Linked DNA regions of Homo sapiens: region 1 is linked to region 2. A link is a contact called in ENCODE Hi-C or POLR2A ChIA-PET data. All regions are on one chromosome and are shown on one strand. Each heading gives the region's core, a stretch centred on a gene start or an enhancer-like site at or near the end of the contact. The rest is flanking DNA. Distances are from core to core; before and after follow the strand shown. Region 1 overlaps SPRING1 (SREBF pathway regulator in golgi 1). Region 2 overlaps MED13L (mediator complex subunit 13L).

Evidence for each region. Hi-C counts contacts between places; a loop is a spot of excess contacts on that map. ChIA-PET counts read pairs that join two places held with the same protein, here RNA polymerase II (POLR2A). Pooled maps may share reads with other maps.
Region 1: a pooled map shows a loop between it and region 2 (2.9-fold over the local background). The contact joins two enhancer-like sites. A Hi-C loop is called at or near these places in 2 of 50 pooled maps. POLR2A ChIA-PET finds 5 or more read pairs at or near these places in 4 of 52 experiments (BJ, H1, WTC11 and 1 more).

What each region holds. Positions count from the first base shown.
Region 1 is chr12:116,708,096-116,711,796 of GRCh38, forward strand. It overlaps SPRING1 (SREBF pathway regulator in golgi 1), which reads right to left. Exons shown (of 5, transcript NM_024738.4): 5 at 2,076-3,701. Among named protein-coding and RNA genes, the nearest start is that of SPRING1, 28 kb to the right of the region's middle. RefSeq lists an enhancer at 1,077-1,256. Within about 2 kb of position 1,843, at least 2 of the 41 ENCODE cell types and tissues checked have a DNase peak (open chromatin) inside an H3K27ac peak, as active enhancers do.
Region 2 is chr12:116,170,939-116,174,769 of GRCh38, forward strand. The region is part of intron 2 of MED13L (mediator complex subunit 13L); the gene reads right to left. Among named protein-coding and RNA genes, the nearest start is that of MIR620, 24 kb to the left of the region's middle. Within about 2 kb of position 1,478, at least 5 of the 41 ENCODE cell types and tissues checked have a DNase peak (open chromatin) inside an H3K27ac peak, as active enhancers do.

The sequences.
Region 1 (3,701 bases), core at 593-3,092, 540 kb after region 2:
GGGCAGATCACCTGAGGTCAGGACTTCAAGACCAGCCGGCCAACATGATGAAACCCCATCTCTACTAAAAATACAAAAATTAGCCAGGCATAGTGGCATGCACCTGTAGTCCCAGCTACTTGGGAGGCTGAAACAGGAGAATCGCTTGAACCCGGGAGGCAGAGGTTGCAGTGAGCAGAGATCGCGCCACCGCACTCCAGCCTGGGTGACAGGACTCCATTCCAAGAGAAAAAAGAAAAGGAATGCCTGGCTGGGTGCAGTGGCTCACGCCTATAATAATCCCACCGTTTTGGGAGGCTGAGGCAGGCAGATCACTTGAGCCCAGGAGTTCAAGACCAGCCTGAGCAATATATCGAGATCCCCATCTCTACTAAACATTTTTAAAAAATAACTGGGTGTAATGATGTGTGCCTGCAGTCCCAGCTACTCAGGAGGCTGAGGTGGGAGGATCACTTGAGCCTGGGAGGTTGAGGCTACAGTGAACCAAGATCGCGCCACTGCACTCCAGCCTGGGTAACAGAGTGAGACCCTGTCTTGCTCTCTCTCTCTCTCTCTCTCTCTCTCACACACACACACAAAAGAAGAATGCTGGTCTCTGAAGATGGGGATGGGACGCTGCACGTGCAGAGTGGCACATGGCAAGTGCTTCATAAATGTTTTTCTTTGTCTGAGTATGAATGGTTAAGAGGCCTATCCCACTTTTCGTGTTGGCGGAGGGTGCAGGAGGAAGAAGGGGGTAGCTGTGAGTATTTATTTAAGCCTTGGGTCTTCTCTGCACCAGCAGCATGCCCAGTTCCCTCTTCTGCAAGGGCTACTTTCCTGAGTCCCTGTTCACAAAATCGCCCGGACCCAGGAAAGAGTCCTGATCTGTCATCCCCACCAGATGGTTCTCATCTATAGAAACAGCTTCATTGTTTTCAGGAGAGAGAGCTCCACGCAGGCACGGGGCCCATAATCTCTAGACAACGATCACATTGAGGACAGAAAACCTATGGCATTGGTGCCACCAAGTGGCACAGAAAGCAATTGTCGGTGTCTGTGCCACCCGCGCTGCCTTGCTCTCCACTTTCCATCTCTCCATCTTCTCCTCCTTCCCTTGAAATCGCACCGCAAGTGTCATTTGACTACACTGCCATCCTTCGAGGTCTGAAAGGGCTGCAGTGAGAAGAAAGGGCTTTACGATCACATGTGACTCGGCTCTGTAGTTCCTCCCCGTGCTAAATCAGGTCAATGAGCTGATTTGTGTCAAATAAATTAGCCCAGCCGGCTGCTAAGCTGCTCCAAGCCTATCTGTCTTGGGCTTCCAGGTTGGCATTTAGCAGGCTGCAGGCACAGCCCAGGCAGGTATGGATGCCACGGACGGAGCTCGAGGAGCACGCCCTGAAGTGCTGCCCAGATGCAAACCTCCCGGGAGAAACTGAGTCCAGCACGTGCCTAGGGAAGAGAGCACAGTGGATTCCAGCTCCCGACATCCTGCTGCAGATGCCACGGAGCATTTAGGAACATCTTTAGAAACTGAAGTCCTTTATACCCTCGAAAACCACCATGTAGACCAGCAGCTTGACAGGGCGGAGCTGGCTGGTGCTGGGGGAAATGTGGACTGCCTTGAGCTCAAATAATCTTACAACACCAGGTAGCCAGTAAGACGGTCCACAGATCCTCCCCTAGCCTTTTTATATTTTACATTTCTGCATTTAGCAATTCACTAAAATAAATGACAGGCTCAGGAGATCTGGAGTGCAGTTTTCCCGATCTCTGCTCTCTCAGGAAAGTCGAGTCACGCCGAGAGACACCCTGCCGTGACAGGTTTCTTCAGCATCCCTAATGCAGGTCAACTCCGGCCGCGACAAATGCCTATAATTTATTTGTGCAGAACAAAAAGACTTCCTTCCCCACTGCATAAAATCAGACAAGGAAAAAGCAGGCAAAGCTAAACTCCTGTGCAATTATGAAAGGGTTTTAACCTCTAACTGGGCTTCAATCTTCCAGGCAGGATGATAGAAGTGGAAAGTGCGCTTGCCTGCTCTGCAAATGAATTCGCTATCATTGGATTAAATCAATCTAACAGGAGCTAATTATTTTAAAATAATATGGACAGCAGGGTCCTACCTTTATTTACATACAAATACAAAATCCACGTTTATATACAAAATACAGGCAAAACGCTCCAGCGGAACTTTAATTAGTGGTTATCTCTAGGGGCTGGGAATCTAATTTGGCACAATTTAATTTCTTTGTAAGTTCATACATTTTAAGGTTTCTGCCTGGTAATCACAAAAGCAGAGAAAGGAAAACCTTTTACTGAGCTGAGCAATGCCTGTAGAAGCCCTGCTTAGTAGGAGTTCCAAGATGCTCTGTGTATCTCAGGTGAAGCACACCTAAATAATTGAGCACTGCATTAAGGCTCAGAAACGTAGTACCGTTGTGTGCTTCTCTGCCAAAAGGCAGCTATTTTTATGACAGAAAACACAGCAGCTGTTTTCACAGGTGCAGGGCAGCAGTACATGGGAAGTTGGTCCCAGCAGAGAAGGATATGGTGTCTCTTTAAAACTGGAGGAGGAAGAGGCAGAAAATGGTGAGCCCCAGTTGAAATCTGCAAGAGAGAAGGAGGAAGCCCTGGTTTGGAGAAAAACGGGCTCCAGATGGCTGGGCTACATTTGTCCTGTGAAAATCAAAAGCCTGGGACCCAGCCGCTGGGATACGAGGGCTCTGGTCTTGCTTTAACAGCCAGGGGGACTTTTGGCTTGTTACAAAAATTGGAATTTGGATCTGCAAGATACGCTAGCCATCACCCTTAATTGACAAATGAGGAAACCAAAGCCGGAGAGGGTAATTTACTCAAGGTCATTAAGGTCAGTGCTCTTGTCAATAAAATTAGGATATTGCTCACATACTTCATACTGCTTTTGTTACACACACACACACACACACACGCACACACAGAGCCAATGTATGGAAACATCCCTGAGAATATATAATGTCATCACATTTACTATTCAAATTAGCATCAACTGGTCAAATATTTATTCAGGTAGTAACTTACTCAACATTTCTATCTTGACATCCCCCAGTACAACTTAATACAATGCCCCAATCCCCACAGGACAGGACAACACTCTCTCTCGCTCTCTCTCTTCCTTAAGAATAGTGAGATGTGGCCAGGCGCGGTGGCTCACTCCTGTAATCCCAGCACTTTGGGAGGCCGAGGTGGGCGGATCACGAGGTCAGGAGATCGAGACCATCCTGGCTACTAACACGGTGAAACCCCGTCTCTACTAAAAATACAAAAATTAGCTGGGCACGGTGGCGGGCGCCTGTAGTCCCAGCTACTCGGGAGGCTGAGGCAGGAGAATGGCGTGAACCCAGGAGGCAGAGCTTGCAGCGAGCCCAGATCGTGCCACTGCACTCCAGCCTGGGCGATGGAACGAGAATCCGTTTCAAAAAAAAAAGAATAGTGAGATGTGACCAACATAGCCTGGAATCTTAAATTACTGATAATGGTGATTTCTCATTTAGACAACACTTTTTTCCCCTCCTCAGACAGGGTCTCACTCTGTGGCCCAGGTTGGAGCACACTGGCGCAATGACGGCTCACTGCAGCCTTGACCTCCTGGACTCAAGCCATCCTCCCGCCTCAGCCTCCTGAGTAGCTGGGACTACAGGTGTGCACTACCATGCCTGGCTCCTTTTTTTTATTTTTT
Region 2 (3,831 bases), core at 228-2,727:
ATCTAAGGTTTTGTCTTCTGAAGAATACAACTACCAGAGTTGTTTGCTGTTACTGCCTTGATTCGTGCTAAGGCACCACCAGCAGTTTTATCCCTAATTGCTTTTGCATCATCAGTACAAATGTCAACAAAGTTGAAAAAGGCAAATAATGTCTTCATATTTTATAAAAATAGTTTTTTTGACTTGTGGGATCTCCCGAAACGGTCGAAAAGACCCACCCCACAACCCTACTCCCTTGATGGTTGCAGACCATACTTTGAAAACTGCTGGCCTAACGTTTGTCAAGGGAGTATCAAACAAACAGAAATCTGCCCACTGGAAAGTGATGCCTGGAACAGCCACATGGCTTTTTCATCACAGAGATTTCTTTCAGCTGCAAAGATAGGGGCTCCCTACCTGGGAAGGCAATGGATTTATGCAGCCAGCTCAAAATCTTTATATGGAGTTAAATACTTCACCTACAACTTACATCTTCTTCTTATGGAATAACATGAAATAAATTTCTGCCTACAGTGGAAACTATTTTATAGGTCTCCAAAAATCCAACACTTTTTTTCCTCTCTAGGCTAAACAAATCCAGTTGCTTTAACCATTCCTCATTTACAGAATCCTCTGATTTAGCCCCATCCCAACCACCTTCCTCTTGCAATGGCTCCAGTTTTTTAAGTCCTTCTTAAAACAAAGCTTTCTAAAATGAGCACAACACTCCAGATATCTCTGATGAAGATAAAGGCAACTGAAACCATTAATTTTCCTGATCTGGGTACAATCCTTCTGTAACATAGCCTCGATACCATGTTAGCTTTATTAGTCACATACCAAAACATCCAGCTCTTTTCCACTCACAGTACTGAGAAGCCCTATTTCCCCCTTCAATATCTACCAACCAATTTTTTTAAAAACCTCAATGCAGGACTTCACATGTATTCGTATTAAATTCTGCCCAGTTTCTGACATACACAGACTAATGATAATCTTTGGGAAATTTGGGTCTACCATAAATACTCGCTGTCCCTCTCAGCTTTTTTAATCAACTTCATGAAGATTTTATAAATGACTTCTTTCTCATTATCTAAGACTTTTGTTATTGCTTCTAATCAGCAAGTATTGAATAAGATAAAACTACAGGGAGAGCCCAGTGACCTAAAACTGCAGCTCATCATTCTGGTTCAAACAACTCAATGAAGATCCACTTAGGTATATAATCCCCTAACACACACCCTATGTAACACACTCCTATTTCATATAAGTTAAAATTCTACATAACTGCTTACTTCTAATCAATGACTCTAAAAAAGAACCCAAGAGTTCTTTTATAAAATGAAAGAATCACATTTCCGGATGTAAAAAATTCAACCAGATGAGAACACTAGCATATGATTCACCCCAGCTAGCTATACTGAGAAAGGTCACGTCAAACTGCCACTGCATTGTTCCAGGTAGCCTGCTATGTCACTGCCGCAGATATTTTTTTGGCCATATATCTCAGACTATCTGAAAGGACTGCCTCTTCCAGGTTTCACTCTCTAGAAATGAGAAACTTCCTGTTTTCCGTAAATGGTTACAGAAAATGCAAGTATATTTTATACAGTTTAAGTCTCTTTCTATTCCACATTAGTTACTTCATCGGGAATGCTAACAGCATGTACCTCCAGGCAACACAGCATAGTGAAAAGTGTTGAAGGCAAAAAGTCCTACAGTTCTAGCTTCTTTGCCACTTAAAAATGAGTGACCTTACGCTTTCACTTTGCATCTGCATGACTTATCTGTCAATTTGTGGGAATCGCGACAGACTCAGAAAATTGCATATTTCATAGCATTACGGTGAAGAATAATCGAGATTATATATATGAAAATAACCTCATAACCTGGTTGGTACAAGCAAAGTCCTCAATACAGATTAGTTTCCATCCTTCCTGCCACAGTGTCTTGCAAGGAATAAGCACTCCCACACTGTAGCATTATGTTCCCTTCCAACCCATTTAAGACAAAAAAAAAAAAAAAAAACAAGTACTATTCCGTGCTATACAACAGATAAAAGTTGTCACTCCCAGTCCAGGAGCTAAGATGTGTCACAGAAGACATTACATACTGTGAAATAACAGATCAGAAAATACACCTTGCTTATTTTAGGATACAAGTGCATGGCACACTAGAACAACTCAGGAAAAAAAAAAAAAAAGTCTGCCAAATTGGTGATTCTATATCATCAATCTAAAAAAACTATCACTCATGGAAAAAAGACATAAAGTATAGGTTTAAGAATAAAATATTTTCAATCAAAAACTCCTTTCTCATGTTTAAAAAATGACATTACTACTTTAAAATAAAAACTTCAATGGCTAAATATAACTTGACCAGGTATGGCACTGTAGGTTTTCTTCAAATGAAACTATCACATGTATCAATATATATAAAACCATTACAGACAGAGACAAACTCAAGAAACTATGTTGCAGTGATCCAGAGACAAAGGTAAGGACATAGATAGGACTTACTGTATTTTAATAAGGCACAGGACTGTCTTATTTTAAGATGACAGTATATAAATCAATAAAACGGGCACTTTATAGCATAAGAAAAATGTGTTATAATGAAAAATAATTATACATTTTTGTTTTATAGTTCTATTAAACTTGTCTCCTTTCCTTGCAACAGTGGTAAAAGCATTTCAATCCGAGATGTTTAACATACTGCAATTCCTTTCCTCAACTGCCTTACAGAGCATGCATTTGCTGGATAACAAAACGAGAAATTCACATAAGTTGCCTTAATTTATAAGGAATCAGGAGCACAAAGGACTATCCACATGAAAGGTCGACTGGGTAAATATTCTCATATTACACCATAAAGGAGAAACAGAAGAATGGAAAAGCCAGGATAACCCAGTGCAAACATGTATGTTAAATCTGAGCTTTGGGAGGCCAAGGCGAGAGGACACCTTGAGGCCAGGAGTTTGAGACCAGCCTGGGCAACATAACAAGATGCCCATCCCTACAAAAAAGTAAAAATTAGCCCAGTGTGATAGCACTGTAGTCCCAACTACTTGGGAGGCTGAGGCAGGAGGACTGTTTGAATCCAAGAGTCCAAGGCTGCAATGAGCTATGATCATGCCACTGCACTCTAGTCTGGGTTACAGAGCAAGACCCTGTGTCTATCAATCAATAAAAATAAAAACTCAAAAACTTAACCCCAAATTTTCAGGCAAAAGTTAACAGAAGTACTACACATTTTAAAAGGCAGTAACCGAAAGAGACGAAGGTTTCTTAGTGACTAAGCAGAGAAAGTACCAGTCACAACTGTAGAAATTAGAAGCCGTCACATAAGATGCAAGGTTTCTTTTGGATAGATAAAATGAACAAATTAAAAGAAATTCAATTTAACTGCCCAAGGGTAAATGATAATTCTAAGACACAAACACCTGAAAGAGTAATAGGTAGAGAGACACTGATTCATTTAAATGATCAAAACTATCCATTTTCTATGTAAAAGCTAGAGCTACATCTAAAAAGAATTAGATACAATATTTACAAACTCGTTTTTGTTTTGTTTTTTTTTTTTTACTGGGAAAAACAAAAAAGGTTTGGCTAAAGGAACCTAAGGTCAAAGCATATCTGACTATTCGATTTTGCTAACAGATAGGCCCCATAATGACTAAGTTTCTCCAATCCAGATTTTGGTTAAAATATTGATGCCTATGGGATAACTCTATGGGATAGTTGTTACTAGCTGCCAACACCTATCTGAACAGATTACAAATTTAGCTTCTAGAGTTGTCTAAGTGAATGTCAGTCTATCATGTAAGATAAAATACATGTGTAAACTTGCATG